6 separate regions of the Homo sapiens genome follow, and regions 1, 2, 3, 4 and 5 are each linked to region 6. Evidence: chromatin loops called from intact Hi-C (ENCODE). Cell type or tissue: PC-9. All regions are shown on one strand. Links, peaks and the distances in the headings refer to the core of each region. The heading gives the core; the rest is flanking DNA.

What was found. Peaks named below come from ENCODE experiments on the same cell type or tissue, not always from the same donor. Only the 100,000 strongest peaks of a DNase experiment are listed, where the experiment ranks them.
Region 1: it touches region 6 in a loop (6-fold over the local background); 5 of 110 quality-filtered maps call a loop at or near these places.
Region 2: a loop joins it to region 6, with 7 times the contacts of the local background. A loop is called at or near these places in 9 of 110 quality-filtered maps.
Region 3: it touches region 6 in a loop (9-fold over the local background); 3 of 110 quality-filtered maps call a loop at or near these places.
Region 4: a loop joins it to region 6, with 4 times the contacts of the local background. A loop is called at or near these places in 6 of 110 quality-filtered maps.
Region 5: it touches region 6 in a loop (2.4-fold over the local background); 7 of 110 quality-filtered maps call a loop at or near these places.

The regions. Positions count from the first base shown.
Region 1 is chr5:40,549,603-40,554,842 of GRCh38, forward strand. No RefSeq gene overlaps it. Among named protein-coding and RNA genes, the nearest start is that of PTGER4, 130 kb to the right of the region's middle. In PC-9, for the core only: no CTCF peak of the experiment used is centred there; DNase peaks (open chromatin) are centred at 2,289 and 2,789; H3K4me3 peaks cover 1,149 bases; H3K27ac peaks cover 2,545 bases.
Region 2 is chr5:40,435,242-40,440,481 of GRCh38, forward strand. No RefSeq gene overlaps it. Among named protein-coding and RNA genes, the nearest start is that of LINC00604, 200 kb to the left of the region's middle. In PC-9, for the core only: no CTCF peak of the experiment used is centred there; a DNase peak (open chromatin) is centred at 2,460; H3K27ac peaks cover 1,561 bases.
Region 3 is chr5:40,733,559-40,738,798 of GRCh38, forward strand. All of the region lies in intron 2 of TTC33 (tetratricopeptide repeat domain 33), which reads right to left. It also overlaps a transcript of PTGER4 not described here. Among named protein-coding and RNA genes, the nearest start is that of TTC33, 20 kb to the right of the region's middle. In PC-9, for the core only: CTCF peaks have their summits at 2,932 (motif pointing left) and 3,137; a DNase peak (open chromatin) is centred at 2,933.
Region 4 is chr5:40,584,853-40,590,092 of GRCh38, forward strand. No RefSeq gene overlaps it. Among named protein-coding and RNA genes, the nearest start is that of PTGER4, 92 kb to the right of the region's middle. In PC-9, for the core only: no CTCF peak of the experiment used is centred there; a DNase peak (open chromatin) is centred at 2,839; H3K27ac peaks cover 1,526 bases.
Region 5 is chr5:40,495,777-40,501,016 of GRCh38, forward strand. No RefSeq gene overlaps it. Among named protein-coding and RNA genes, the nearest start is that of PTGER4, 180 kb to the right of the region's middle. RefSeq lists an enhancer at 474-1,015. In PC-9, for the core only: no CTCF peak of the experiment used is centred there; a DNase peak (open chromatin) is centred at 2,015.
Region 6 is chr5:40,383,230-40,388,469 of GRCh38, forward strand. No RefSeq gene overlaps it. Among named protein-coding and RNA genes, the nearest start is that of LINC00604, 150 kb to the left of the region's middle. In PC-9, for the core only: no CTCF peak of the experiment used is centred there; DNase peaks (open chromatin) are centred at 702, 1,362 and 2,502; H3K4me3 peaks cover 1,480 bases; H3K27ac peaks cover 3,036 bases.

The sequences.
Region 1 (5,240 bases), core at 690-4,689, 170 kb after region 6:
TGGTCCAGTCAAGAGTGAAGCAAAAAACTCCTCAATTTGAATGGCTTTCGTTTGGGTCAATTTATTTGGTTACAGAGAAGTTTTGATAAAATACAAAAAAAAAAAAACCTAAATATTTTTATTGTTTAAAAATATTAATCACTACCCACTAAGTGCCAGGCACTGTTCTAGGTACTAGAGATACATAGCTAAAGGCCACAGCCAAAAAAATGAGTCATTGGGATTACAAATATGGAGCAATGGCTAAAAGTTAGTGCTTGAGAGTAGCTGAAATGGCTGTTGGAGAAGAGAGGAAAAGAAGTGCCATATTCCAGCAGTAGGGTTCAACCAACTAACTTTTTTTCTTTTTTTTTTTTTTATCCAACATTTATTTTAAGTTCAGGTTTGTTAACATAGGTAAACATAGGCCATGGTAGTTTGCTGCACAGATCAATCCACCACCTAGGTATTAAGCCCAGCATCCCTTAGCTATTCTTCCTGATGGTCTCCCCCCACCCCGCTCCCACCCCTGACGGGCCCCAGTGTGTGTTGCTCCCCTACATGTGCCTATGTGCTCTCATTGTTCAGCTCCTACTTATAAGGGAGAACATGACATGTTTGGTTTTCTGCTTCTGCGTTAGTTTGCTGAGGATAACAGCTCCCAGCTCTATCCATTTCCTGGCAAAGGACATAATATCATTCCTTTTTATGGCTGCATTGTATTCCATGGTGTATATGTACCACATTTTCTTTACCCAGTCTGCTATTCATGGGCATTTGGGTTGATTCCATGTCTTTGCTATTGTGAATAGTGCTGCAGTGAACATATATGTGCATGTTTCTTTATAACAGAATGATTTATGTTCCTTTGGGTATATACCAAGTAATGGAATTGCTGGGTCAAATGGTTTTCTGCCTTTAGATCTTTGAGGAATTGCCACACTGTCTTCCACAATGCTTGAACAAATTTACACTCCCACCAGCAGTGTAAAAGAGTTACTCTTTCTCTGCAACCTCACCAGCATCTGCTGTTTCTGGACTTTTTTTTTTTTCTGACTGGCATGAGATGATACCTCATTGTGGTTTTGATTTGCTTTTCTCTAATAATCAGTGATGTTGAGGTTTTTTCATGTGTTTGTTGGCCACATGAATGTCTCCTTTTGAGAACTGTCTGTTCATATCATTTGCCCACTTTTTAATGGGGTTGCTTGTTTTTTTCTTGTAAATTTGTTTAAGTTCCTTATAGACTCTGGATATTAGACCTTTGTCAATGGGATAGATTGCAAAAATTTTTTCCCATTCTGTAAGTTGTCTAGTCATTCTGATGATAGTTTCTTTTGCTCTACAGAACTTTAGTTTAATTAGATCCCATTTATCAATTTTGCTTTTATTGCAATTGCTTTTGGTGTTTTTCATCATGAAATATTTACCCGTGCTTATGTCCTGAATGGTACTTCCTAGATTTTCTTCTAGGGTTTTTATAGTCTTGGGTCTTACATTTAAGTTTTTAATCCATCTTGAGTTAATTTTTGTATAAGGAAGTGATCCAGTTTCAATTTTCTGCATCTGAGCCAACTAACTTTTAAAAGACAGAGTGATGGCTTGAAGATGTGATAAAAATTATTAAAACTCAATAAAAATTTTGAAAGTAAAACAAAGATCCAAATCACATAAGAGAGGCCCAAGAATAAAACTAAGGGAGAGAAAGTATTGACAAACCCAAACACACGCACACTCACCCACCCCCCCACCCACACACACGAAATGATTGTGCACTGTGATGGTTACTGTTGAACATCAATTTGATTGAATTGAAAGGATGCAAAGTATTGTTCCTGGGTGTGCCTGTGAAAGTGTGGCCAAAGGAGATTAACTTTTGTGTCAGTGGACTGGGAGAGGCAGACCCACCCTCAATCTGGGTGGGTACCATCTAATCAGCTGCCAGTTCTGCTAGAATAAAGGAGGCAGAAGAAGTTGGAAAGAGCAGACTTGCTGAGTCTTCCGGCCCTCATCTTTCTCCCATGCTGAATGCTTCCTGTCCTTGGATATCAGCCTCCAGGTTCTTCAGCTTTTGGACTCTTGGACTTACACCAGTGATTTGACAGGGGCTCTCAGACCTTGGGCCACAGACTGAAAGCTGCACTGTCAGCTTCCCTTCTTTTGAGGTTCTGGGACTCGGACTGGTTTCCCCACTCCTCACCTTGCAGACGGCCTATTGTGGGACTTTACCTTAGGTGAGTCAATTCTCCTAATAAACTCCCTTTCATGTATACATATATCCTATTGTTCTGTCCCTTTAGAGAACCCTGACTAATACGGGCACAAAGAAACACAGACAAGAAACTTCTAGTAATGAATGGGGAACTTCTGAGAAGTAAATCTGATGACACTGAGTGTGTCAGTCTTATCTGACTATGTTTATAGAAAGGAAAAGAATCACAAACTTGGGATTGTTTCCTCTCATATTCCAATCAATAGTAACTTCCTTTTCACAATGAGACTTTAAACAATTAGGGAAACATTTCAGTTTCCAGCTAATGGATTTAAGAGTGATTGCTATTTCAGGAAAAGCACTTCATCCAATTGTAGGCATGCCAAAGGTGGAAGAAAGGGGAACTGAAGAAGCGTAAACTGTACTAAAGGCCTCCACAGCTGGCTTTGAATCCACTGAGAAACTAATATTCTTTCCCTAATAATCTCTTAAAGACTTTAGGTTGCTTTCATTCAGGATGAAAATGTGCTGGCCTAAGAACAACTGTTGACTCAACACTTGAGCATCAAGGAGCTAGACGTTCTATTTACTGTGCCAATGCCAGGCATTCCTGCGTAATGTGCAAGCAGTGCTTGAGAAAATATACATAGAGTGGGGGTTCAAATACCGAGATACCAGTGTTCTAGTTAATAGCATGTTCAAACCTACCACATTTTTTCCTCCTGGTAATTATTCCAGCGCCTCTGGATATTCTCTTGCTGTTCACCAGAGAGCAAAGTAGGGCAGAGAAAGGACAAACACCCTAGGTCATCAACACTTTGGCCACAGATATCTTGAACACTGTAGGTAATCTGTTATTTTAGAGCCTACTTTTCCAGAATTCACCCTCATATGTGACCTGCACCAGTGCTATGTTGTTTTAAATGTATTGAAATATGTTCTTGCTTTATGGAGGCATCAACAACATCAACTCACTTGCAAATACCAATGTGTCAAAATTTGATACAGATACTGATATTAATATGATATAGAAGGATGATAATTAAGCTTGGATAATTTTATAAAGATAATTGGCATCAAACTAATAAGGCACATTTATGCATTATATATTTGCTAAATTAATGTCTTATTTAGTTATTTATAATATTTAAGTGTCTTCTCTGTTGATTTCGTGTTATTAGCTTATGTCATTTTCTGTGTGACTAAATTGTCCTATTAATTATAGTGTAAGAGCTCTGTAGTGTGAAATTTAAAAAGCAAATTATAATATATAATTCTTGTTATGATATTGTATCAATTAGGAATAGTTTTTTGCAAGTAACAGAAAACTTGACTGATAGGCTTAAGTCACATGGACATTACCTAACAAAGAGACCAGAGAAAAGCCAGCCCCGGATTGAGTCAACGGTTCAATTATGTCATCAAAACACAAGGTCCTTCAAATTTTCTACTCAATCAGCTTTGGTATGTATTCAGTGTTTTCCCTCAAGGTTAAAGATAGCTAACAATGGCCAGGTGTGGTGGCTCACACCTGTAATTCCAGCACTTTGGGAGGCCAAGGTGGGCCGATCACCTGAGGTCAGGAGTTCGAGACCAGCCTGGCCAACATGGTGAAACCCTGTCTCTACAAAAAAATACAAAAAAAATTAGCCAGGCATGGTGGCACATGCCTGTAATTTCAGCTACTTGGGAGGCTGAGACAGGAGAATCACTCGAATCCAGGAGGCGGAGGTTGCAGTGAGCCAAGATCACGCCGCTGCACTCCAGCCTGGGCCACAAGAGTGAGACTCTATCTCAAAAAACAAAAAAGATGGCTAACAACAATGCTCCAAAGAACCTGTCTTCACACAACAGTAGGACTTCCCCAGCATATTCCTCACATTTTCTTTTCCAGAACAGGATCACATAGCCATCCCAGGTAAGTCACTGTCAAGGAGCAACAAGATTGTCGTAATTGCTTTACACCAAAAGTGACTTATATCCAGGGGCTGAGTGCATTGGAATGGAACATAAGCAACCAACAGAGTCTACCACAGGTACGTGTGGCCCCTTCCAAATCCAAGCATGTAATAGCGATCCTAGTATACAACTAAATGGTGGTAACTAAATACCTCTCCCCATTTTGTATTCCTCTCTTAGTCTCTTCCTGTCTTTCTCTGTTTCTGTAACACACACATACACACAAACACACACACACACACCCCAGGACTAATGAGCCATGAGGCCAGAAAGCCAGATAATGCCAAAAGACGTGAGTTCCAAAGCAATCCTAAGACTATTGCCTCCCTGCAGTTAAAGTGCCTTGTCCACAAATGTATGTGCGGCTATAAGCTTTCATTTTCATACTTTCAGTCTTGCAAACTACAATTGAAGCTGATGAAAAAATATGATTACAGGCTTTGGCACTTGAGTGCCCCCATGGATTTATCTGCATACTAACAGGTCCTTTCCTGCATAGAGAGGCACCACCTTTAATGTCAATAGAAAGAAACAAATGCCACTATTCATTGTCCTCAGCTAGGATTTGACAAAGATGAGTGGGAAAGCAAGAGGACAAAGACAGGAAAACAACTTTATTCTCTGTTGAGAAATGCAAAACTGTGAAGGAGCAGGTCTAAAGGTTCCACAGAGAACCCCAAATATCATTTTCTTCTATTAATTGCCTATCAGCCCTATCCAGCTCTCACTTTTACCAAACGCTGGCTAAACAGTTTCTGCAATCTACTTCACATCCCACAAAGATTGTGTTGGGAAAAGTATAAGACCTCTGGAATAAAAAGGTCAGAACGCTGCTCCAATCCCAAGATCAAAGAGCTCAGGGACAATACATACACCCCCTCACCTCTGTCAAATCATCTTTTGGACACAGTGTCTCTTTCAAAATAGGGGGCAAGAGGTCATACTTCTGTGTTAAGCATTGGTCCCTATTAAGTACACATATATTGCAAATTCATTCAAAACTGCTTTAGAGCATACATATGGCAATCTGGCAGATCAAGGAAGCTTTCCAGACTTGTAGTCCATATGTAATAAGAGGACATAAAACAAA
Region 2 (5,240 bases), core at 455-4,454, 52 kb after region 6:
TTACATTTTGAAGACAGGAACAGAAAGAATCAGCCTGAGTCCCTAATGGCATCCCTGAATTACCTACCCCCAGATTGTGTGTGTGTGTGTGTGTGTGTGTGTGTGTGTGTGTGTCTGTGTTTATAACACAAATAAATTCCTATTTATGTAAGCCACTGCTAGTTGAGTTTTATGTAATTCCTAAGGTAAACCTAATTCTAAATAAAAGAGAGTGAAGATAGAAGCACACCCATATAATTGTCATCATTATATAATATTTAAAATAAAACATAATTATCTTTGTCTGAAATGACTTAGTTTTCTTTGGAAAGAGATCACATAAGAAAACACGAATTTTAAAAAATCCTACCATGATTTATAAAGAAACATGCAGCTGCAAGAGTGAGGCATTTTTTTTTTTATTACACTTTAAGTTCTAGGGTACATGTGCACAACATGCAGGTTTGTTACATATGTATACATGTGCCATTTTGGTGTGCTGCACCCATTAACTTGTCATTTACATTAGGTATATCTCCTAATGCTATCCCTCTCCCCTCCCCCCACCCCACAACAGGCCCCGGTGTGTGATGTTCCCCTTCCTGTGTTCAAGTGTTCTCATTATTCAATTCCCACCTATGAGTGAGAACATGCGGTGTTTGGTTTTTTTTTTCCTTGCGATAGTTTGCTGAGAGTGAGGCATTTTTGAAGCACCCTAACTTTTGAAACCTGTGAATACTTTTATATTGTCTGGCACCACTTCTTATTTCAATGACAACTAATTTGCTTTTGTTCATTCCAATTAGGTCCACATCCATAACATCCAGTAGGTCATTCTCTGGAGATAAGAGTTTGTGATACCAGCAGAACCTTTGTCCTCCGTGACTGGTCAGTGGGGTAGTGGCTCTGAGTGGAGGGCAAGCTTACGTGGAGGACAATGTGAATTTGGGTTCAACATTGAGATAGACAGGACAGGACTCCCCTATAAATATGTAGGCATCAAATTGCAAATTGTACTGTTGTTCCCCCAAAAATCAGCAGACCAGTTAAAATGAAAAACTGACTTTTTTTGAAAAATTACATAAGAAATTATTCCTTAGGACATCCCCAGAGCTTTATCCAGTTCTTAGATATAACCCAAAGGAAAACTTTCATTCTTTATTCCTTTTCCCTAATAAGAAAGAGTAATTTGGGGGATAAAAACCATGTTTTGTTTTCCACCCTTACCTGCTACCCCACAACAGGCATGGGCACGCGCACACACACACACACACACACACACACACACACGCAGGCTCCTTTCCCAACTGGAAATTTAAGCACTTTGAAGGCAATGGATTTTTTTCTGAGATTATAATAGAAGCAATACAAAAACCGAAAATTAAACCTCAGACTCACTGTTTGAAAAAGTACTAGCCATTTCCTGCCATGAATAACTTCTCGCTGGTTTGTTCCCCACTCAGCCCCATAACATCTCTTCCGCCTCTCTGGTTCCTTTCCTCTGGTTCCTAGCTGCAGCCTGTCACACGTCAATCCTGTTAATGTCTTACGCATAACATTTTAGTTCTCAACCATCTACCTCAAGCTTAATTCCACACTGAGGTTTCTATATCCAAAAGTTTAAAGGCCTTCTCCTTTCCACTTTTTTGAGCTCAAAGAACAGGCAGGTATTTGGAAATGACAGATTATGGAGTTAGATTCCCTACCCACTAGTCCCTTTAAGAAGAAGCTCCTGTACATCACGAGTTCTCTTTTCCTCTTTCTGCCTCATACACCTAATGAAGGAGACCTACTCAATTCATCAAACCTTTATTAACCACTGTCGACATAGCAGATGCTGCTCAGTATCAGAGAAACTGAAGGAAAAACATGCAGTCCCTTACCTTGAGAAGTTCAGAGTCAACATCTGTGGAGACACAGATGTTGACACACAACGGTAAAACCTTGTGGTCATCACCACAAGAAAATCATGTATAAACGATTATGAGGACAAAGCTAAATATTTTTCAAATATAATCTTCAAAATCTTAAATATACCTACAGCACAGGTATGGACACCTTGGTCAGGTGACAACACACCTGCACAAATACCTTTTGACATGCCAGTGAATCTATGTAAATTCTTCTTTCACCCAATTGTGCTAGGCTTCAGCCTTGTAGAAATTATCATAAGCTTATTGTTAGTATTTCTTTAAATTAAATGTTTACATTTGAAATTACTGGTAAAAGTAGGCAGTAACATTTTCACTTCTGCAGTGGGATTTCCTTCATGTTTCACTAAACAGGTAATATCAGTGGCTTCCCCTTATACTCTTTCTTGAGTCAAACCAGTGATGTAACCCTACGGTAGCTCATACACAGATAGCACAATGCTGCAGGCTAGAACCCACCCATTTCACTGCACCCACCTAGCTTTTATCAGTCAAATTATCAGCTTGACAAACACCGATTCAGCAATTTTCAGTATTTCCTGGTGTGAAAGGGCCATCACACTCAGTATTTCTCAAGATGAAAATCATCAAGTGGTTAGAGTGCAACTGTGAGTCACAGAGATGCTAATGCTAGCCCTGGCCCTGACTCACTCTTTGACCGCTGTCCTGTACTCTCCACCCGTAGGTTCCCCAACATATCAGTTACATTTTCCTATTTACTTGTCATAAGGAAGGAGCTATACTTAGAGATTATTTGAAAATTGGCTATTGTTGTGGAAACCTAAATAGCTGTTCATAATAAATAGTTTTCCGAGGCTTAAATTTATCTATTGGAGAAAGGACCCAAGTTTAGAAATTAAGAAAACAAAATCCAAGTCTACAAAAAGCAGGTCCAGGTCATCACCTCTATCTCCTGCCTTTGAGACACATGCATACTGAAGCCCAGACAGCTAACAAATCTTCCCCAAAAGGCCCAGCTCTGCAGTGCCTAAATCAGCACCATCCAATAAAAATATAATGTGGGCCACAAGTGCAAACCGTGTGTGTGTGTGTGTGTGTATATATATATATATATATATATACACACACATACTATATATAGTGTTTTTTTTGAGACAGAGTCTTGCTAATGTGGGCCACAAGTGCAAATCGTGTGTGTGTGTGTGTGTGTGTGTGTGTGTGTATATTTTGAGACGGAGTCTCGCTTTGTTGCCCAGACTGGAGTGCAGTGGCTCAATCTTGGCTGACTGCAACCTCTGCCTCCCGGGTTCAAGTGATTCTCCTGCCTCAGCCTCCCAGGTAGCTGGGAATGCAGACACATGCCACCGAGAGGTGACAGTGTGCTGGCAGTCCTCACAGCCCTCGCTGGCTCTCGGCGCCTCCTCTGCCTGGGCTCCCACTTTGGCGGCACTTGAGGAGCCCTTCAGCCCGCCGCTGCACTGTGGGAGCCCCTTTCTGGGCTGGCCAAGGCTGGAGCCCACTCCCTCAGCTTGCAGGGAGGTGTGGAGGGAGAGGCACGAGCGGGAACCAGGGCTGCCTGCGGCGCTTGCAGGCCAGCTGGAGTTCCGGGTGGGCGTCGGCTTGGCGGGCCCCGCACTCGGAGCAGCCAGCCAGCCCTGCTGGCCCAGGGCAATGAGGGACTTAGCACCCGGGCCAGTGGCTGCGGAGGGTGTACTGAGTCCCCCAGCAGTGCCAGCCCACCGACGCTGCACTCGATTTCTCACCGAGCCTTAGCCGCCTTCCCGCGGGGCAGGGCTCGGGACCTGCAGCCCGCCATGCCTGAGCCTCCCACCCACTCCATGGGCTCCTGTGCGGCCCAAGCCTCCCCAACGAGCACCACCCCCTGCTCCACGGCACCCAGTCCCATCGACTACCCAAGGGCTGAGGAATGCGAGCGCATGGCGCGGGACTGGCAGGCAGCTCCACCTGCAGCCCCGGTGCGGGATCCACTAGGTGAAGCCAGCAGGGCTCCTGAGTCTGGTGGGGACGTGGAGAGTCTTTATGTCTAGCTCTGGGATTGTAAATACACCAATCAGCACTCTGTATCTAGCTCAAGGTTTGTAAACACACCAATCAGCACCCTGTGTTTAGCTCAAGGTTTGTGAATGCACCAATGGACACTCTGTATCTAGCTGCTCTGGTGGGGCCCTCTGGTGGGGCCTTGGAGAACCTGTGTGTTGAAACTCTACATCTAACTAATCTGATGGGGAGGTGGAGAACCTTTGTATCTAGCTCAGGGATTGTAAACGCACCAATCAGCGCCCTGACAAAACAGGCCACTAGGCTCTACCAATCAGCAGGATGTGGGTGGGGGCCAGATAAGAGAATAAAAGCAGGCTGCCAGAGCCAGCAGTGGCAACCCACTCCGGTCCTCTTCCACACTGTGGAAGCTTTGTTCTTTCGCTCTTTGCAATAAAATCTTGCTACTGCTCACTTTTTGGGTCCACGCTGCTTTTATGAGCTGTAACACTCACTACGAAGGTCTGCAGCTTCACTCCTGAGCCCAGCAAGACCACGAGCCCACCGGGAGGAAGGAACAACTCCAGACGCGCTACCTTAAGGGTTGTAACACTCATCGCAAAGGTCTGCAGCTTCACTCCTGAGCCAGCGAGACCACAAACCCACCAGAAGGAAGAAATTCCGAACACATCTGAACATCAGAAGGGACAGACTCCAGATGCGCCACCTTAAGAGCTGTAACACTCACCGCGAGGGTCCGCAGCTTCATTCTTGAAGTCAGTGAGACCAAGAACCCACCAGTTCAGACACACCACCACGTCTGGCTAATTTTTTGTATTTTTAGTAGAGACGGGGTTTCACTGTGTTAGCCAGGATGATCTTCATCTCCTGACCTTGTGATCTGCCCATCTCAGCCTCCCAAAGTACTGGGATTACAGGCGTGAGCCACCACGCCCGGCCACCATGTGTATAATTTTTAGTTTTCTAGTAAAAAGGGTAAAAAAGAAATAAGTGACATTAACTTCAATAATATATTTTACTTAACCTAATATGTTCAAAATATTATTGCTCCAACATGTAGTCAATTTTTTAGAATTATCAGTTTGTTGCACTCTTTTTATACTAAGTCTTTATTCACACTAAATTTTCATACTAAAATACAGTGACTATTTCACACTTACAGTATATCTCAATTTAGACTAGCCACATATCAAGTGTTCCAGTAGCCACATGTGACTAGTGGCTACCGTATTGGACAACATAAGCCTAACCTAACTCCAGTGATTCAGTCTCCTAGCAGAGGTCAGCATCAACTAACAGGATAAAATGAAAAGCAGCATAACTTCTTTAAGCTTATCAGAGCCCTACTGC
Region 3 (5,240 bases), core at 541-4,540, 350 kb after region 6:
ATTTTCTGCCCAACTCAACCAGAGGAAGTTATCACCCCATAGAAGGCATTTGTGGTCATCACTGTGACTTGGAGGAACTAGTGGCAGAGGGTCAGGGATGTTAACATTCTTCAAGGCAAAGAGCAAGCCTGCACAATAAAGAGCTGTCTTGCTGAAAATACCACTAGCACTACTGCTGAGAACAGGATGGCTTATCCCGTCCCCAACCCCACAAAGCTGCTTATGTTCCTAAGCTTAAGTTGTCCCAAGTACGAAATAAACTAAGAGGTTCAAGGTGACAATGACCATCACTAGTTTTTTCTTTTTATTAGGCAGGTATGCATGTGTGCATATACATACAAACAGACATACACACACACACGTGTAAACACAGGCTTACAGATTTGAGAAAAAAGAAAAATGTCCTCTCTTCTCAACTGCACTGTCTTTTATTTTGAAAGCATAACCATTGCTGCCAGCAGAGGCATCCCTCAATGAAATGTGCTTTGTTGCCAACGAGGCCTATAAAGGTTTAAAGGAACAAGTGAGCTGTTTTCCATGCTAAACAAAGCAAGAAATGGTGGGTATTTACTTCACTATCATCAACTTATTCAATTCTTCCCCCTTCTCATTTCTCTTTGGTTTACTTCTGTTGGCCTGCAAACAAAGGGTGGCACCACTTAGTTCCTCCATTTTTAGATCACAGGAAACTTGGCACTGAACAAATCAATAGTCTCTCATAATTTCTGCAGCATATCTCTTAATTCAACTTCAGTTTGGAACAGACTGAACAGACACAGCCCTACTGCAGCTGTTGGATAGGAAGCATTAAAAGATAAAAACTTGGTTTAAAGTCACTGTGGTTAATAAATGACCAAAGTCTGATTCCGCCAGTTTAAGGACAATCTTAACAGTATGCAACTGAAGTAGCACAAGGAAGGAAGCAAAGGGAATAGTTCCATGGACTACAACAGGGCAGGATGAGATAATGCCCTATACTGAGGTAAAGAACAGCTGGTGATCAAGCTAAATAAGTTAGATAGCACACTCATTTACCAAATAGAAATGTCAATGTGTTTAGCTACTTTACTCCCAATTAGACTTCTAATTTACTGTGGCTTTAAATTTAATGAGCTATATAGTTAACAGCTTATTCACTTTATAAATATTTACTGGGCACCTACCCTGGGACAGGTAGAATTCTAGTAATAAGTACTAAGGATGCAGCACCCAACAAGATATAAAAGGTCCCTACTATTCTTCCAGATCTTACTTTCTAAAGTGTATGCATGTTAGAAGGGGACAGGGAAAGAAAGATAACAAACAGTTAAAATATAAGTGCCGTGATAAAAGACAAATGGAGGAATGTGATAGGGAGTGACCAAGTGGCTATTCGGAATGGGCGGTCAAGAAAGGTCTTCCTAGGAACGCATTCAAGCTGAGACCTGAGTGACAAAACGTGGTCAGACAACTGAAAATCTGGAGAAGGTCCATTCCAGGCAAAGGGAAGAACCTGGGGCAGGACCAAACCATGTTTTGTGGAAAGGAAATAAAACCAGAGGAAAGGAAGTCAGAGGTCAGGGAGGTGGGCCGAAGCCATGATCACAGAGAATACAATAAGCCATAGTTATGCATGTGGATTTAATTGTATGTGTGATGAAGAATCCACAGAGTTTTTATACAACAGTGAGACATGAATTATTGATTTACATTTTTAAAAGATCAGTCAGACCCAGAAGAATAGACAGTAAGGGTACAAAAATGTACACAGGAAGGCTAGATATGAGACAACCAAAGTAATTTAGGTATGAGATAACCCTAGATAAGGATAGAAGTGAAAACAGAAAGAGGAAAAAAGATTTACAACACACTGAAAATGTACAGTTGGCTCAACTTGGACTTGGTATGAGTGAAAAAAAGAAAGAAATCCAGGATAATTTGGGTTACCTGGAAAACAGAGCCTGAGGCCAAAGCTTACTGGCTAAATCTTTATTGAGTGGATAGGATCCCACGCAATCAAGAGTGAGGGAAAAACAGAAGTAAGCCATGAAGAAAGAAGAATAAATACAAGGTCTATGTTAAGCTGGCAACAGCTCCACAAACACAGATGATTGTTGATCTGGAGAGCAAAAGGAAAGGAGCAAGCAAAGATTAAAAAGGAGAGGACATGGAGACAAGGACAAGCATGATAGCATGGTGGTGTGGAAGATGAGAGAGCAGTGTATTTAGGAAGACTGTGGTCACCTGTGCTGAATGATGAGAAGCACAATAAATGACAACAGAGAAGTGATGACTGGATTTGACAACATGGAGGTCACTGATAACCTTTACAAAAGCAGTTTCAGTGGATTCATGGGGACAGAAATATGACTGGATGGTTCATCAAGAAATGGAGTTTGTAGTGCAGTGGGAGCAGAGAAATGGCAGAGCATTTGGAGAGAAGCTTTTTAAATGGATGTTATCAGGGTATGTTTGCATGCCAGCAAGAAGGACCGAGAGAAAAGAAGAAACAGATTATATAAAAATGAGAGGACAATTTCAGAACAACGTTCCTGAGAAGGCACAAGGGGATGGGGTCTAGAGTACAAGTGGAGTGGTGGGCCTTTGATAATTACAATGGAATGATGACAGATCATATAGGCACAAATACAGTAAGGTTGGAAGATGTGCTGGTGAGAAAATAAAGTCATTCTACACTGACTGTATCTATGTTTTTCCACAGAGCATGAGGCAAAACCACTGTCATTAAATATACTGATGTGAGTAATCTGCAGAATGTGGGTCACACAGCAAGATCACCCTCAAATTTACATTAGTAGGTATACTTTCCTAGACAAGAACAAAATGCATGGTAAATTCTAATTTATATTCCTGCTTCATACACATACAACTGATTCTAACAGAAAAATCAGACCAGTTAGCTAGACAGTCAAATATCACCATCTAGTGGCTGAAACTTTAAAAGCCAAGATGTCAAAGTTGGGACTAACACCGTGACTCTTGAGAAGGTATAACCTAGTTTGTAATAATTCTAGAAAAAGCCACTTGAACAAAATAATTTACAAAAATATATATTACTACTACAGGAAATATACCAAGAACATATAAAATCCTAAAATATTATATCTAAAGTACATTCACTTGGTGCTTATTAGGTGCTAGGTAGCATGCTTTTACATGGACTTTGCTCTTTAATCCTCCAAAATTCTATAAGATATGTATCACCATTTGACCTATGAGGTAGAAATTGACAAAAAATAACTACCCAAAGTTTATGCAGATAGAAATGATAAAGTTGGGATTTGAATGGAGGTAATCTGACTTCAAAATCTACACTCTTAACCACTATACTCACTATACCATCTCTATTAAGCACCAAAATTTCTTGGGGGTTGGGTAGAAGAGTAAACCAGATTTTTGTTAAAAAGAATCATGAATACTCTAAGGTAAGACTTCTGAATTTAAAAGCCACTCAAGGTTGAGCATGGTGGCTCAGGCCTGTAATCCCAGCACTTTGGGAGGCCAAGGCAGGAAGATCGCCTGAGCCCAGGAGTTCAAGATCAGCCTGGGCAACATGGCAAAACCCCATCTCTACTAAAAATACAAAAAATCAGCCAGGCATGGTGGCGCACACCTGTAGCCCCAGCTCCTCAGGAGGCTGAGGGACAAGAATCACTTGAACCTGGAAAGTGGAGATTGCAATGAGACAAGATCGTGCTACTGCACTCCAGCCGCCTGGGCAACAGAGTGAGGCTCCACCTCAAAAAAAAAAAAAAGACTGGGGACTTCTGCTACTATCCTACAGGTGATGCACAAGAGTTACTAAAGAAGGCTGACAGAGTGATAAAATAACCAAGACCCGAAAATACATAATATCCAGATTCAAAATTTTACTGAAATCTAAATTATCTGTCAATTAACTTGCAATATAACAGCAAATTCAGAACACAAAGACATCATGAACACATATAAAGATATATGAAACGAATATAGAATTATTTTACATTTGACAAGCACTCAAAACTTTGTTTTTTTAATCAAATTTACTGGTGTGTGATTTATATATCAAAAAACGTACCCACTTGAAGCATACTTTCTGATGAGTTTTGAGAAATGTATATACTCATGTAAATACAACCACAACCATCACAATAAAGAACATTTTTGTCAATCCAAAAAGTTTTCTGTGCCCCTTTCTCGGGAAATCTACCCCAACTGCTGACCCCAGACAACTACTGATTTTTTCTGTCACTATGGATTAATTTGTCTTTAGACAGATTTATAAAATTGGAATCAGACGGTATGTACTCTTCCTGACTTCTTTCCCTTAGCATGTTTCTGAGATGTCAATCATTTCTTTTTACTGCTCAAGAGAATACTATTGTATGGATATACCACAATTTATTCATTCATTCACCTGCTGATGAACATTTAGGTTGTCCCAGTTCATGGACACTATTAATAAAGCTGCTAGAGACATTGTTGGAACAGTCTTTGTGTGGATATAATGTTTTCATTTCTTCTGAATTAGTATCTAGGAATAAAACTGTGAGATTGTACAATAAAGTATATATTTAACTTTATGTGAAACAGGCCAGGCACAGTGGCTCATGCCTGTAATCCCAGCACTTTGGGAGGCCAAGGCAGGCAGATAACCTGAGGTCAGGAGTTTGAGATCAGGCTGGCCAAGACGGTGAAACCCTGTCTCTACTAAAAATTCAAAAATTAGCCAGGCATAGAGTGGTGCGCGCCTGTAATCCCAGCTAGTCGGGAGTGCTGAGGCAGGAGAATTGCTTGAACCCGGGAGGTGGAGGTTGCAGTGAGCTGAGATCATGCCACTGCAGTCCAGCCTGGGCAACAGAGCAAGACTCCATCTCAAAAATAAAATAAAATAAAATATAAAATAAAATACAATACAATACAATACAATACAATACAATACAATACAATACAATACAATACAATACAATAAAATACAATAAAATAAAATACAATAAAATACAATAAAATAAAATAAAATAAAATAAAATATAAAATAAAATAAAATAAAATAAAATAAAATAAAATAAAAAAGTGAAACAACCAGACAGTTTGCCAAAGAGGTAAAGCTATTTTACATTTTCATGAGCAATGTATAAAAGTTTAACTTGCTCCATATCTTTGCCAACACTTGATACTGTCAATCTTTTCAATGTTAGCATTCTAGTAACTAGGTAATAGTATCTCATTGTGGTTTTAATTTGAAATTTCTTGATGACTAA
Region 4 (5,240 bases), core at 396-4,395, 200 kb after region 6:
GTGTACTTTAAAGCTCTTCAATTGATGTTGATACACAGATATGTTTGGAAACCTGCATTCAGTGATCTGCAAAGTTATTTTCAACCTTTAGATTCTATAATTCTATTAACAAAATTCACAATAACTTTTTTAAAAGAGTAGTTCACTTTTGAACACTTACCAGGGCTTAGAGGAGAATCTTTAGCCTGTCAAACACTATGCTAGACCTCATTTAATTCTCACAACAACCCTATAAAGAAAATGTTAATATATATTCCCATTTAATAGAAAACAAAACTGAGGCCCAGATAGATTAAGAAACTTGCCCAAGATTACAGAGTCAGTAAAAGGCAGAGTGGGGATTCAAACTGAGGACTATTTGATCCACATTCTTTCCTTCACACCATTAGACCTTGAGAGTTTTGAATAGAGACACAACTTGAAATTACTAATATTAGGGGTGAGGGGTTGAGGGGGTTTTGCCTGGTGGGTTTTTTTAGTAATATATTTAGCACATGGGAGGGATATTTTGTACATATTTTGAACATAAAACTAGATGATATTCCAGGAACTTGTAAGTGACTTACATCAAGCCAGCGACTAACATAGCCAACGCATTTGCTCTATGAATCCAAAATATTGGTCTAAGGGTTCTATGGTACCTAAACAAAACATGTGGTGAACTATCCAAAATGAGAGAAAAGAACTCAACTACATCTTTGTTCATCATAATGGACTCCAAACCAGAAAGGACATTTCTACATTTTCACATTGGAACCATTACCCATTTTCTGAGCCACCGAAAGGAACAACTAGCTTCTTAGAGCTGTATTTCTGCCACTTCAAGGAACATGAAAATATAGTTTTGTGGTTATTAAGAGTACACATCTTTGAGGCAAACCTAGATTCTGGGTCCGCCACTAAATATGTAATTTTGGGGAAATTACCTAACCTCTCTGGGTTAGTTTCCCATCTGTAAAATGCACTGATGATATTTTAATATCTGCCTTCCGGAGTTACCACGAGAATTAGATAAGATGTTGTATGTGAAGCAATTAACACCCCCTTGATACTTAGTAAGCACTCAATAAGCATTCTTATTAATGGAGAAGTCAAGTCCAACACAATCTCTGCAATCCCTTGGCTGTCCAGCTAGGGTAGAAACCAATTATTGTTGTGTCCACAGTCCCGACTAAAGGAAAAAGGTATGTGTGTTGGAGTGGAAGGAGGGTGAGGTTAACCTATCCTCAGGCCTATGAGAATTTGCTCTTAACCCTTAACTATAAGGATCTTAAAACACCTCCAGGTGTTTTAAGAATGTAAGGGTCATTGGTATAAATGAAAGCAAAGAATGTAAGGGTCATTGGGATAAATGAAAGCAAAGTTACATACTGAAAAGTCAAAAACTGACACAGAAATGGAGCTATATTAGAAGAAGGCTATAGCCTTACTTCTGCCTCCATTTCTAACTATATTATTTGCAGATGAATTAGAACAGGCGAGGTGGGGCTGGCACAAAACATGTTCCCATGACACAAGACAATAACCAGCTCACACATCTTTGGTGGCCCCTGGTACTGAGCACCAGAGGCCCTCATTGAGGACAGGCACTCCTTTTTCACCTAAAAGTATTTCCTCTCTACTGGGAATCAAAAATTGCCTTCTACAAACTAAATTGCCAGCAACATTCATCAAGAAAATAGCACTAACTTAGCATAAGAGGCCTTGGATTTAGAAGACGACACAACAACGTCTAGAGACCCAACATGATTGTCAAAGACTGGGGAGCTTGCTGAGTGGGTGAGCAAACACATTCTGAGTAGCCTCTGTATTGGGAGGTGAGAATTCCTATATAAAAGTGCTAATAATCTGCATTAATTGATTTGTTGAAAAAATAAAAAATAAAAATAAAGTCACTTATTAACAGCCAGTAAATACAGAATTCCTTCCTTGGGTAATGGATGGCATAATGGGACATTGCAAACTTGAGAAATGGAACCATTTCTGATTTATGAAGGCATATACAGCTAAGCTAACTTGTAGGGTTACTTTGATGGGATAGAAGAAAATAACCCATTTAAACTCCTCTCACAAATCACTTTTTAAAAATGCTTCCTTTTTAGACCATTAAAACTTAAAGTAAACTAAAACTATATTGTTTAAGAATACATAAATAGGTGTAAAACTACAGTGGAAAACAAGAACATGAACATCTTACTGTCCTTGTTAGGATACTTACCTAGAGGGGGAAGGAAAAGGGATAAATTAGGTGGAGTCATTCAGGAAGGTGTAAGCAATGTCCTGTTTCTCAGCTTTAATGTTGATCTATACTGGTGCTTGTTTTTTATATACTAGGGTTTGTTTTTTATACAGGTGTTTGTTTTATAAATCATTAAACTAAATTTGTTTTGTGCAAAAAAATAAGACATTTATTAGAGAAGTATATATTAAACTAACGGTAGTTATGTCTACTGGAAAGAAGTAGAACTGTGAGAATCTGTCACAGTGACTGTTGTTTTCCTAAAAAATACTTCAGCATCATTATTGTAATAGTATGTAAGTGCTGATTCACTTAAGCTTTGATTCTAGAGATACTCAGCAACATTCTTTCAAGAATGCAGTACCGAGGTATGAGCTAGTATTATACTAGAAAGGGCCTCTCTTCAGAGTGGCTGCTGTTAAGCCCTTCTGCTGTCTGTATCTTGATTGACAATAGACATTTTGCTGATGCATAAGATGTCAAATTAGTCCAATTAATTATGTGATACTAATGACTATTTATTTGCTTGATGCATGCTAGAAATTCTCTCCTATTTGTGCAATTACAGGTATTCAAGGAATGTGGATTGTCTAGAGTTGTTAAAGATCTGTTCACTCTTGTGTGTACAAGGGAACTGAGTAACATGTCTCCTTAGGAATGGAAACTAATCTCTGATACATTCTATATCCAACCATTGTTTCAATCAAATGAGACTGACTAGATGACATAGAAATAAGCCAACCTGTACTCTGACACCTGAAAGAGCAGATGACTGAGATTTCATGGAGCCTGCAGATCAAATTTGTGAATAGTTTTATACCTGCTAGCTAGTGAATATTTGTTGAATATGTATTTGACTATATAACAGACTTCAGTCTGAGACATGTATTCATTTTAATCTGGTAGCAAGGTTGTGGAGAAGAAGCTAACCATTGCTACTTCAAAAATCTTTTGTGGCTATTGTTATCAAGACAAAAAAGAAAGAACCTAAAAGTTTTGCATGACTAACATGATGAAAGTTGGTTCACAACAGAGTCTTTTGCTTTTTGCTGATCTTTTTCTAAAATTATTGACATTTGTAAATTGAATGAGTCTTATTTTACAAAAAGAAAAACTATTAAAATACCTAATAGAAAAAGAAGCAAAAGACCTAAGGAGACATTTCACACACAAAAAAATACATATAGTCAATAAACATGTAAGGAGCTGTTCAACATTATTATTAATCAGAGAATTAATCAATGTGATATCATTTTAAACTCGTTCATTTGGCAAAAAAATAATACTGAGTCTGACAATAATTGGCATTTTCAAGAATATGGAGCCACAGAATCTTCTATGTCTTGCTGGAAGTAGATTAAATTGGCTCAATCACTTTGGAAAATAATTTTTCTCATCTCAAGGAGTTAAACATTCACATGCCCTCTTTCACTCCCAGGGGTATACCCAATAGAAATCCTTGTGCCAGTACTCTAAGAAACATGCTCAAGAATGTCTGTAGCAGCACTGTACACAAAAGCAAAACCTAGAAATAACCCAAATGCCCATCAACAAGATGGAAAAAAATGACATATTCATACAACAAAGTCCTATTCGAAAATCTCATAAATTAACAATAGCAATACACAACAATATAGATGAATCTTAGCAGTATGTTATTAAGTTAAACATAATTCTCAAAAGATTACACACACAGTAGGATATCTTATTTAGGAATAGATACAGATGCGATAAATTATATTAAAAGAAAAGCAAGAGAAAGCAAGGGAAGAGGGTGATGCTTCCCAGGGAAGAGAAAGCTAGGAATGGGGTGGTACAGAAGAAGGAAACCATATAACTTGATGTAAGTTATTATCAAGAATTTAGCTCCTGTCTTTGGCCAGGTGTGGTGGCTCACACCTGTAATCCTAACACTTTTGGAGGCTGAGACAGGCAGATCACTTGAGGTCAGGAGTTTGAAACCAGCCTGGCCAACATGGTGAAACCCCCATCTCTGCTAAAAAGAAAACACAAAAAATTAGCCAGGCGTGGTGGTGCACACCTGTAGTTCCAGCTACTCAGAAGGCTGAGGCAGAGAACCGCTTAAACCTGGAAGGCAGAAGTTGCAGTGAGCCAAGATCACACCACTGCACTCCAGCCTGGGTGACAGAATGAGACTCTGTCTAAAAAAAAAAAAAAAAAAAAAAAAAGAATTTAGCTTTTATTTTTGATGATGAGTTTATGAATGATTATATTAATCATGATGGATGAGTAGATAAAAGCAGGCCATACATAAAACAATGGTGAGGTTGTATTATGAGACATCCATTAAGTTTTCTCCATTCTGTGCACTTGAAGACAAAATCAAAACAAATCAAGGAGAAAAACAAAATAAACTTTAAATCATATATATTTATATACATATAGTAGGCAACCCAATTGTGTTTATTCTAGATGAAAACTATTGCTGTTATCTTGCTTCTCGCATTAAAACATCTGTATCAAATTGTTTTTTAATACTATCTTAAGGATTTTTTTTTACATTTTATGCTCTAGCCAAAGCCAAGTATAGTTGGATAGTTCTTTGACTTTCCACAGTTTTTTTAAGTGAAAAGAATATTATATATCATTTTTATGTTGCAAATGACACAGTAATTACCAAACTAAATAAAATATTTCAAGATCTTTTTGTTACAATTATGAATTTCTTGCTGGAACCCAATTAATTTGAATGGGAAAAAAATCAGCTGTAAAAATCACCAAGAAGGAATAAAAGACATTGTATATACCCATTCAGAAGTGTAAGCAACAAAATTCCTGCTTTGAATAAAAGCATTACTACACAAAAGTAAATAAAGTATTTTGGAATTTGCTGAGATAATTGTTACATGAAAACATTAAGAACAAGTTTTTCTTTTTTTTTTTCCTTTCCAATTTTTATTTTAGATTCAAGGGGTACATGTGCAGGTTTGTTACATGGGTAAATTGCATGTCATGGGGGCTGTGTACAGATAATTTCATC
Region 5 (5,240 bases), core at 419-4,418, 110 kb after region 6:
GGACAAACAAAGCTGACTGATTGATTCTGAACATGAGTTTGGCCACTAAGTAGCCCACGAGCGATGGGACTGCTGAGACATGGTGCTGTGTTATTTGTTCCACTCAAGCAAATTCCAGGCATTAGCTTGCCTGCCCCAAACCCACCTACACAGTGACAAATTCAATTCCCACATCAACCAGAAATACCAGGACTCACTCGCTCCTGCATCTCAAAAGAGACTGTCCCCAATTTCTGGAGGGCCCCAGTGGAGAAAGAGTCCCACCGCAATAGAAGTCATTCCTGTGAGATGCTATAAGCTGCTCAGCATCACCCAGCCATGGCTCAAGATCTCACTCTACTCCCCAATGCAAGTATGATCATTTTTCCTTTTTTTTTTTTGTATGCTTAAGCTCAACGACAAGAAATGTATGGTCTTTGTATCATTTCTAATCCAAACGAACTCTTTTCATCCCTTACAAACACACCGAAAATCCTGTGATTCTAATCACAGAACTGGAAAAATCCAAGTCAAATGATTCTCATCTAACTGAATGGAGATGAATGGGTTATAAGCACTTATTGAACACCCACCACATACAGGACACCCTATGAGGGGCCTGCACTGGCCTGACGGAGAGAGTGAATGATCATTACATCCTAACATAAAACTGCTGCAACCAAATTTTGCAGATGTTCATTCAGGTTAGTTAGCTGGGCTCTTGGCCTTTGTCTTGACTGCATTCTTGCCCTTTTGTGCCCATTGTTCCTATTAACACCTCTTTGAGAAGGTAATATGAAAGAATTTAAATTAAGCAAGACAGTTTAAAGAAGGTCTTTGTTAATATGAAAGTTGAAGATTATATCTGAATATCATTAACCCTTGCTATTTGAATCCTTTATTACTGCCGTTGGTTTGATTTGGTGGTAGCATAGGGGTTACAGAACATTGCCTGTGGCAGTGTAACAGCACTGCGCAGGTAAAGAGAGCATTACTCGTGCAGCTTCTAATCCATACTTTGGGTCTCAGTTTTTCTACTTAAAGAACAAGCATTCATGTTTCTTTCTCCCAAAGATTATTTTATTATTCCTGAGGACTGTGTCTGCTAAGCATGTCAAAATTTCCCAACATTAGTTAGAAAACCTGCTGCCTCTTTTTGCCTTAACAATCCTTCACAAATCAGTAGCAAACACCTAGAGAAATTACCTTTATAATCTAGGATGCAAAAGCAAGGGAACATGGGTGCAGGTGGGGACCCCCCCCACAGCAGAGGCACAGGTACCTCTGGTCACCTCAGAAGTACAATTGCAATAGATTGACTTAGATGCCATCTTGCTAAAGGCAAGGAACATACTAGGTGGCATGTGATAAATTTTCTAGGCTTATAAACCTAATTCTTGATTTCATGCCTCCAAGAGATCTGAAATTAAAGAGAAGAAGTTGGGTCAGCAAAATTGAATTTCGTGGAAAGTACAGCTATAGGAGTGATGCACTTAATTTCCTTTACTGACCATTCTATTACAAAGAAAATGGATAATTGTGATTCAAGAAGCTGAGGGAAATAAAATGGAAAAAAGGTAGTCAACATCTTCTAATAAAGGTCAATATTAGAAATAACTTCAGCTAACCCTTTCCTTGACGTGATAATTCAATATTTTACAGATAAATTCCCTGTAGTTATTTTGCCCGCTAAAATATATTAAGCTCCCTTCCATGCGCATCACACAGTGTTAAATACGGAAAGTCGAAAACAAAGGACAGGGGAAAGAAATTGATCCCTGACTTAAAGCAACTGCATTTTTCCAATGACAAGTTTATATCAATTGGTTAGTGTTTCTCAAAGTGTCATCTATGGATCCTCTGACCAGAGTCACCATAAGAGCTCTGCAGAAATACAGGGGCTGGGCCTTACCTAACACCTAGTCATTTAGAATCTCTGAGAGAAGGGCCTCTTTAGAGGGTTCCCTAGAGACTCTTAAGTACAGTAAAGTTTGAGATTGCTGCCATAGGAACAATCACAAGTCTACATCATTCAGGAGATTTGAGTGCAGGCCTAGATGAGAGAATGACTAATTACCTTGGATTAAAATTCACTAAGAATCTGACTTTCCATTTCCTGTCTTATACTGAAGCTCACATTCCAACTGAATTCCTTTGGCTCTTACGGATGAAAAGAAATTGCTGTATATTCCTGAATTACCTTTACTAATAGTTCAGCCACACTCGAAGACCTGAATATAGTAGAAACTTGAATAATTTGGACCTGCTAAAGGAGAGGTCACATAGCTTGGAAGCGGTCAGAATCAGCAGACATTTGGCCTGGCGCAGAGGCTCACACCAGTCTGGCCAATATGGTGAAACCCCATCTCTACTAAAAATACAAAAAAATATTTAGCCGGGCATGGTAGTGCATGCCTGTAGTCCCAGATACTCAGGAGGCTGAGGCTGGAGAATCACTTGAGCCCAGGAAGCGGAGGTTGCAGTAAGCCAAGATCGTGCCACTGCACTCCAGCCTGGGTGACAGAGCAAGACTCTGTCTCAAAAAAAAAAAAAAAAAAAAAGAATCAGTGGACATTTGAGATTTTTTTTCCTGTGGCATAATAGTAATGTATTCTGGCTTACAAACCAATGCCGAATTTTAAATCTGAGCTTTTGGCCTTGATGTGATTGATATGTACTGAAAAATGTTCCCACCACCTCACTTATCCCCTGGTCCGTCATTATCAATTGTTATGAAATTTGTTCCCTCTGGTTTAACAAGAATTCCGGTTCCAAAACTGAATAACTTATGGCACAGAGAAAGAAATAATTTAAAGACACAAAATGCCAGCCACTGATTTCCTTAGCCCCTTTTCGTTTATTGATCATCATAACTGTGGGGGTAGATGTTATTAGTCCTATTTATATTTGAAGATAGGGGATCACATGGGTACAAAATGATAAAGCAGATGCAATGTCAGGATCTCCACCCCCAGACGAGGAAGCTGTCTTAATTGCACTAGGCAGCATCTTCTTTCAATGCAAATAGGCTGAAGAAAGCAACATGTTTGTTACACTAGGGAGTAAATGACATAAAGAAGAAGGAGAAGGAGAATAAAAGCAAAATATCAGGCAAGTAAGGAGTCTCTGGAGAGTGGAGGGAAAAGGGTGTCAGCAAGTGGAACAAGAATAAAGAAGGGAAAAATAGATGGGCACCCAAACCAAACTTCTTCCATTTGACAAATTTTGTGAAGACTTTTCTGACAGACAGAGGTCCCTCCATGCTGGTCTTAAAGATTTTTAAAAACTCACTTAGCAGCAGCAGCATATTGTAACGAATATGTCAAAGAATCCCATGTACTCATACCCAATAAAATTGTTCCCTGTTAAAATAACATTCTTCCTTGCAATTTTGGTTTCACTATTGCTGAAACATGGTAAAAACTGTTTCTTGTAATACCAAACATTTTGCTCTGCTCTGTAGCTGACATGACACTTGTAGCTTCCACGGGTTGCTTGATGAATAAGTACAACACCAAACCATCAGATGGTAAAGGCTCTTCTCCACATCTCATGTCTCAGCTGCCACAACACAAACCCTTCAAAGGAGACACATTCCCAGTTTCATGCTCCAAGTGAGACAGATGCTCCCCAAAGCCACTACACCACCTCAGAACTAGAGAAAAGAAGTCCTCAGATTTCCTTTTGTTCCTGAGACCAGCACACTGAGGCTCTTTTACTTTCCCCTTGGCCACCATCCTGCTGAGAGCTGCAGGAGAGAATGTCTGTCTAGTGTCCCCATATCCCCCTGTCTGGCTATCAAATGTAAAGCCACCAGACCTGACATCCCTGTTGTCTATTAACCAGAAACCTGAGCTCCATCCCTAGTACTCTGTACATTTCCTACTCTGACCCACTTTCTTAATCATCCTGTACCTCCCAAACCCCTCCAGTGTTTCCTCTTGTCTGCCATCAGCAAACACTCTTGTTATGAGTTGAACTGCATCCCTCTCTCCGTTCATATGTTGACATCGTAACCCTCAGTACTTTAGAGTGTGACCTTATTGAGAAATAGGGCTGTTGCAGATGTAATTAGTTAGGATAAGGTCATACTGCAGTAGGATGGCCCTCTGATCCAATAGAACTAGTGTCCTTCTCAAACAGGCAAGTTTGGACAAAGACACACACACACATACACACAAAAACACCAAATGAAGATTGGAGTTATGCTGTGGCAAGCCAAGGAACTACCAGAAGTTAGGAGAAAGGCCTGGAACAGACCTCAGGGAAGCACAGCCCTGCTGGCATCTTGACTTTGGACTTTTGGCCTTCAGAACTGGAAGACAATAAATTTCTGTTGTTTTAAGCCACCCAGTTTGTAATACTTTGTTATACCTCCCCGGAAAAAGAATACAACCCATCTTTGAGCACTCCCTTCACCTGGCTCCCCACTAGTGGCACAGCTTCTCTTGCAGTCTTACTGAGGGAAGATTTCTTCTCCTTCCCCTTGGTACCTCAAAGCCTGGAGTTAGATCCCATTGCTCCTTCTAAACCATTTCTTCTCCCTGTGCTCAAAAGCCCAGATCCTTTGAAGTTTAAGCCATCATACTCTTTCTACTTGCTACTGGCATCTACAAAACTTGGTCACTCTTCATCACTTATTGATGACTTTGTCACCTGTTCTATAACTTCCTTTCTACCCCCACTCCTGGCAAAACGTTTAATGACATCAACTCTCTGGTGTCTTGGTTCCTCTACATTCTCATGTCCAAAAGTTGTTTCTTCCATTCCAGTTCAATCTCCTATTCCTTGTTGTCATCACCATTAACTGTACTAACTTCAGAATCTCAGCCTCCAGCTTCCCCCTCTCTGAACACCACGTTCTAATCTTTGAGCTCATTTACTCGGTACATAATCTCTCAAAATTCTCCACTTTCAGTTATGGAGACTTCCAATCAACTGAAAGGTAACTGACACCAAACATTTCCTCTTGAACACTTTTCTTATGTCTTATCTTCTTACCTAGTTTGAAGTCCACTCATCCTTAATTAGAATTACTTCCTTGGAAACACCTTTCACTCTCTCTCCATTTTTGTACCAGCACATCTACTTGGCAATGCTCCAACCCAGGTAGTACCCACCAATCTACCTATTCTGGGTTTCTACCTAAGAAATTAAACTTGCTGGACTAAAATATACAACTATGCCTTCAGATTTCCCTTTAAAGTCATGACTACGAAAGTATATTTACCAGCTGTCATCACTTCACACTTCTAGTAATA
Region 6 (5,240 bases), core at 563-4,562:
ACTTGAGAACTGGTAATTTTAGATGAAAGACAGCTAAGACACAAATTTAAAAGCCTATCCATTGTTCCTTTTTTAAAATGATATGAAGAGATATTGTACATCACAACTGCTATGGACTGAATATTTGTGTCCTCCCAAAATTCATATTAAAGCCTATATCCCCAATGTGATGGTATTGGGAGGTTGGACTTTTGGGAACTTACTAGGTCATGATGGTGGAACCATCCCCTAATCTCATTCATCCTCCACCATGAATGAGATTAGTGCCTCTATAATAAGAGGCAAACAAGAGATCATCTCTCTCTGCCATGTTAAGATATAACAAAAAAACAGCTGTCTGCAAACTAGGAAGAGTGCACTCACCAGATACCAGATCTACCAGTGCTCTGATCTTAGACTTCCCAGCCTTCAAATTGCATAGTATTTTGTTTAGTCTATGGTATTTTGTTGTAGCAGCCTGAGCTGATTAAGACAATTTTCTTCATAGATCATTTTCTTGGGAATGGTGGTAAGATGCTCATAAATGCTTAAAACTACACATAACAATCACACAGCTAGAAGAGATCCCAGAAAATCTTTCAAAGAAAATTCAGAACCAAAGTTCTGGCTCTCACTTTATCTCCAGCCTTAAATGAGCTGGAGAGTCAGTTATGTAACTAAATGTCTCATGCCTCAGATTCCTCATGCATTCATTGGGAAGAATGCCTGTGCAATGTGTCTTTAGGGTTACCATAGAGATGAATGAGGTAATGTATAGAAGAAGCACAATCCCAAATAATATTTCCCTTACCATAACTTTTCTGCTAAATAACATCTAAAATTTTAGCCCTTGTTTAATTTAGCCTCATATTTCTCGTCTCTTGCCCTTTGTAACTACTGTGCCAAACTTTCCACTTTATGATATACAGTAAGTCCACTTAATGCTGTCGATAGGTTCTTGGAAACTGTGACTTAAAGTGAAATGACATACAACAGGTCTTTGAATAATATCATTTCTTTCAACATCCTTGATAAGAATAAAACATTGGTTTCATTCTATGTTGTTTTGTTTCAAGTCACAGTTTCCAAGAACCTATCAACAACATTAAGTGAGGACTTACTGTATAGGGTTTCCTTTATTTTCATTTTCTATTTTGCCAACATAACCACCAGCCTTTGCTTTAGTACAGTACCTACTCTTGAAGCTACCCCATCAGTGTTCACTGATTAAATATGAGGAGAAGGGAGAGGTAGGCTGCTGCTCAGGGACTTTTCACACTAAGACAAGAAACCAGAGCAAAGGTGATTCCCCCTTGCGTGGCTAAACTATGGTTGCTGAAGCAAAAGGCATTGGAGCAGAAATATTTCCCTTCTAATCACTAGTAATGCCTCAGGCAATAATGGATGCTTCATAAGCAAAGGAATTCCCACTAAACCATCAGGAAGTCTAGTGTAATAGCCTATTTCCAACCTGCCAGATTCATTGAGTGAATTGGAGCAAATCTCATCTATACTTCTCACTTTCTGATATAATTTTATAGAGACTAAATAGTAATGTTCACCATAATGTTGGATGAGCCTCACTTGTGAAGCATTCACTCAGTATATACCTGGCATAATCTCCTCAGATTGGTACTTTTTCAGATTTAAGAGGGAAATAGCTTGAAATTGAGAACTAATAGCAAATTACATGCCCTTAAGATGATACACCCTTCAATGACAAAACACTGTAGCACACCTCCAGGTCTGAAGTTAACAAAGAGGGCTGTCACTTCATTCAGCTGAATCCCTCCTGCCCTCCCCCTGCATACACCCCAGGCAACCTTTGCCCTACTACAATCTAGCTCATTAATTTGGTCAATGCAATTGTTTCTCATTTAAATCTTCCTGTAAAACATAGAATAGTCACTTCACTATTACATTGTCCCCAATTTTTTCAAAAGCTTGCCGTGAAGGGAAGGAAGCTAAGTAAGAAAAAGGTCAATGAAGCCAGTTGCAAAGAAGATTATGAAATGTTGCTCATTTCTGCTTTTTTTTTTCTTTTGAACCTCTGAATTACTTCATCTTTCCATCTGTCTACAAAGTTGTGGGTGCACATTAAGATATACAGACAGAATTCACAAACCCTTTGGTAAATTCACTCTTAGCACTAAATATCAACGGAGGAGAAAAAAAAAACGTACTATGTTTCCCAAAAGAAGTATGGGGAGACTATTTTCTATGATTAAAAGCATAAGAAAAAAAATAAAACTGATCCAAGAGCCCAGAGACTATTTTTATATGTGAAAAATATATACTTTAGTCAGGATTTGTAACTTCAGTAACTCCCTTTGGAAACCAAATTTCCACCCTCTCACAGTGTTTGGTTATTTAGGACTGAGTCAATTTGAGCATGATGAGTTTGGAATGCCAGCTGGCTGCAGAAGTGTGAAGAAACCTGTGTGGTCACCAACACTTTAAACATCACTCACAGTTCTGAAGTAGGGCTATCCCAGGAGCACTTCCTGGATGCTGGTGATCCACAAACACCAGACTATTTCCACTCCTCAAAAGGAAAAAGAATGGGGCCCTACCTTGCCAGGAAGAGGAATCTGGCAAGCAGGCTGAGAACAAGCACCACACAAGGCAATTTTTGCCAAGTGAGTCACCCATACCCCCTGGGTACAGGTGAAGCTCAAGGAAAGGACCATTCAAACTTCCAGCCTGCAGGAGCTGCAAAATCAGCTCCTGAACTCCAGTATTCAACTCATCTAGAAACACATTTTTATTCAAATCTTTAAAGCCAAAGAAGGTATCTAACCATTGTCCCAGCCTTCTCTTCTTTTATAGTATCACTAATTCCATAGTTATGTAAGTGCCTTTTATGTGAATGCACTGTACTAGACCCTTGATAGAGAATGGTTAGCAGAAAAATTAAAAAAGCAACCAAGATTCTACATTCTTGATTCTCATGGGAAAAATAGAGAAGAACTGAGAAAAGTCCTAAGAAGAAAACACTAAGATAGACACTAACAGGGAAAGTTTTACTCAAGGTGGTCTTATGTTCTAATTTTAATGTGATCACTTGGGGATCCTGTTTTAAAAAAAAAAAAGAAACATAGATTCCAGTACTAAATGCAGATTTGATATGTCTTGGGGAGAGTCTGGGACTATGCATTTTTTACAGGCTCCCAGCTGCTGCTGCTGTTGCTGCTCCACAAACCACATTTTTTAATAACAAGCCTCTAGGGTTTCTCTACATCTGTGGTTGTAGTTCTCTAAGTGTGGTCACCAGACCAGCAGCTACAGTGTTACTGGGAAACTTCTTAGAAATGCAAATTCTCAAGCCTCACCCCAGACCTACCGAATCAAAAGCTGGAGAGGGGGACAGGGCGGCAAGGATGCCAACACTCTATATTTTAACAAACTCTCAAGGTGATTATGACGCCTGCTAAACCCCATTCATCCAATACTAGTCATGAGCCACATGTGGCAATTGAGCACTCAAAATGTGGCTAGTTTGAATTGAAATATGCTGTTAGGATAAATTATATGCTAGATTTCAAGGACTTGAAAAAAGAATATAAAAATCCCTTATTAATATTTTTTATATTAAGTGCATGTGGAAATACTATCTTGGATATAGGAATTAAATTATATTATTAAGATTAGTTTCACCTGTTTCATTTTGCTTATTTTAATGTGGCTACTAAAAATTTTTTAATTACATATGCTTGTAATGGTTAGCATTATGTTTCTACTGGGCAATGTTGCACTAACCTTTGAGAATTATTGCTATAGAGCAATGGTTTTCAAGTGAGGCAATTTTGCCCCCTAGCAGACATTTGGCAATATTCGAAGACATTTTTGATTTTTACAGATGGGGTCAGGGGTTCTGTAAGTAAAGGCCAAGATGCTGCTAAACATCCTATAATGCACAGGACTGCTTGCTACAACAAAAGACTCTCCAGTCCAAAGTGTCAATAGTGTGGAAGTTAAGAAATCTGTTCTATTACACTGATTCTGCTCATTAGAAACACTTTAGGAGAGTTAAAAATACTGATGTTCTTGGTTTATCCCCAGATTAATTAAATTGGAATCTCTGGTACAGAAGCCGTGGCATCGGTTGTTCATTTTGTTTTGTTTTAAGTTCCCTGTGGATTATAAGGTGCTGCCAGGGTCAAGAACCTCTTTTTCTAGTGGAATGGACAGAGGCCCCTCATTCATTCGTCTCTGTACTGCCAACACTCATCACCTCCAGACCTGGGAACTGGCATTTCCAACAAGTGTCCAGTGATGCTGAAGCTGCTGCTCTGGTTTCCTCTGGAGAATTTTACGTCCCGTTCCACATAATGCTACACACTTCAACTCTCCAGATGGCCCAGGGAGCCTCATCAGACCTGGGCAGTTGTTCCCCACTCAGAAGACAGTCCCACCACCAACGATTCCCCTTCCAGACTCAATCAAAATGACTTCCCATTCAGCTGAGGTAGAAGCAGCTCTTTTATCAAGGGCATGGGGGCATGGTTAAAGGAGACATAAACTAAGTCCTTTCTGTTTGCACTCCAAGCAGGAAACAAATTTTTCTGTTACTGGGTCATCTTAGGGAAACCTGTTTCATTCAACTATTTAATTTTTACCAATATATAACTTAAATCACTTTAAAATAAATTTGTACAGATTACAAAATGACATAGATTAAAACAACTTCTCAGCCAGGTGCGGTGGTTCACACCTGTAATCCCAGCACTTTGGGAGGCTGAGGCAGGCAGATCACGAGATCAGGAGTTCGAGACCAGCCTGGCCAACATGATGAAACCCCGTCTCTACTAAAAATACAAAAATTAGCTGGGCATGGTGGTGGGCGCCTGTAAGCCCAGCTACTCAGGAGGCTGAGGCAGGAGAATCATTTGAACCTGTGAGGCAGAGTTTGCAGTGAGATGGCGCCATTGCACTCCAGCCTGGGCAACAGGGCTAGACTCCATCTCAAAAAAAAAAAAAAAAAAAAAAAGTTCTCCCTAAAACTAATCCCCTAAGAAAGTAGGAACTAGAGAAATTTGAACTTTAAATATTTTATGGTCCTTCCTCCTTCATAATTAACTTTTGAAAAAATATATATATACATAAATCTAAAATCGTTGGCCCTACATGATCTCTCTCTCACACACATGCGTGTGCGCACACACGCACACACACACTCTATTATCTTCATGAACACATCACCTACTTTGCTCCAGTCCAGCTGACAGCCTTAGGCCCTTCGCACTAAGTGTCTTTCCCCA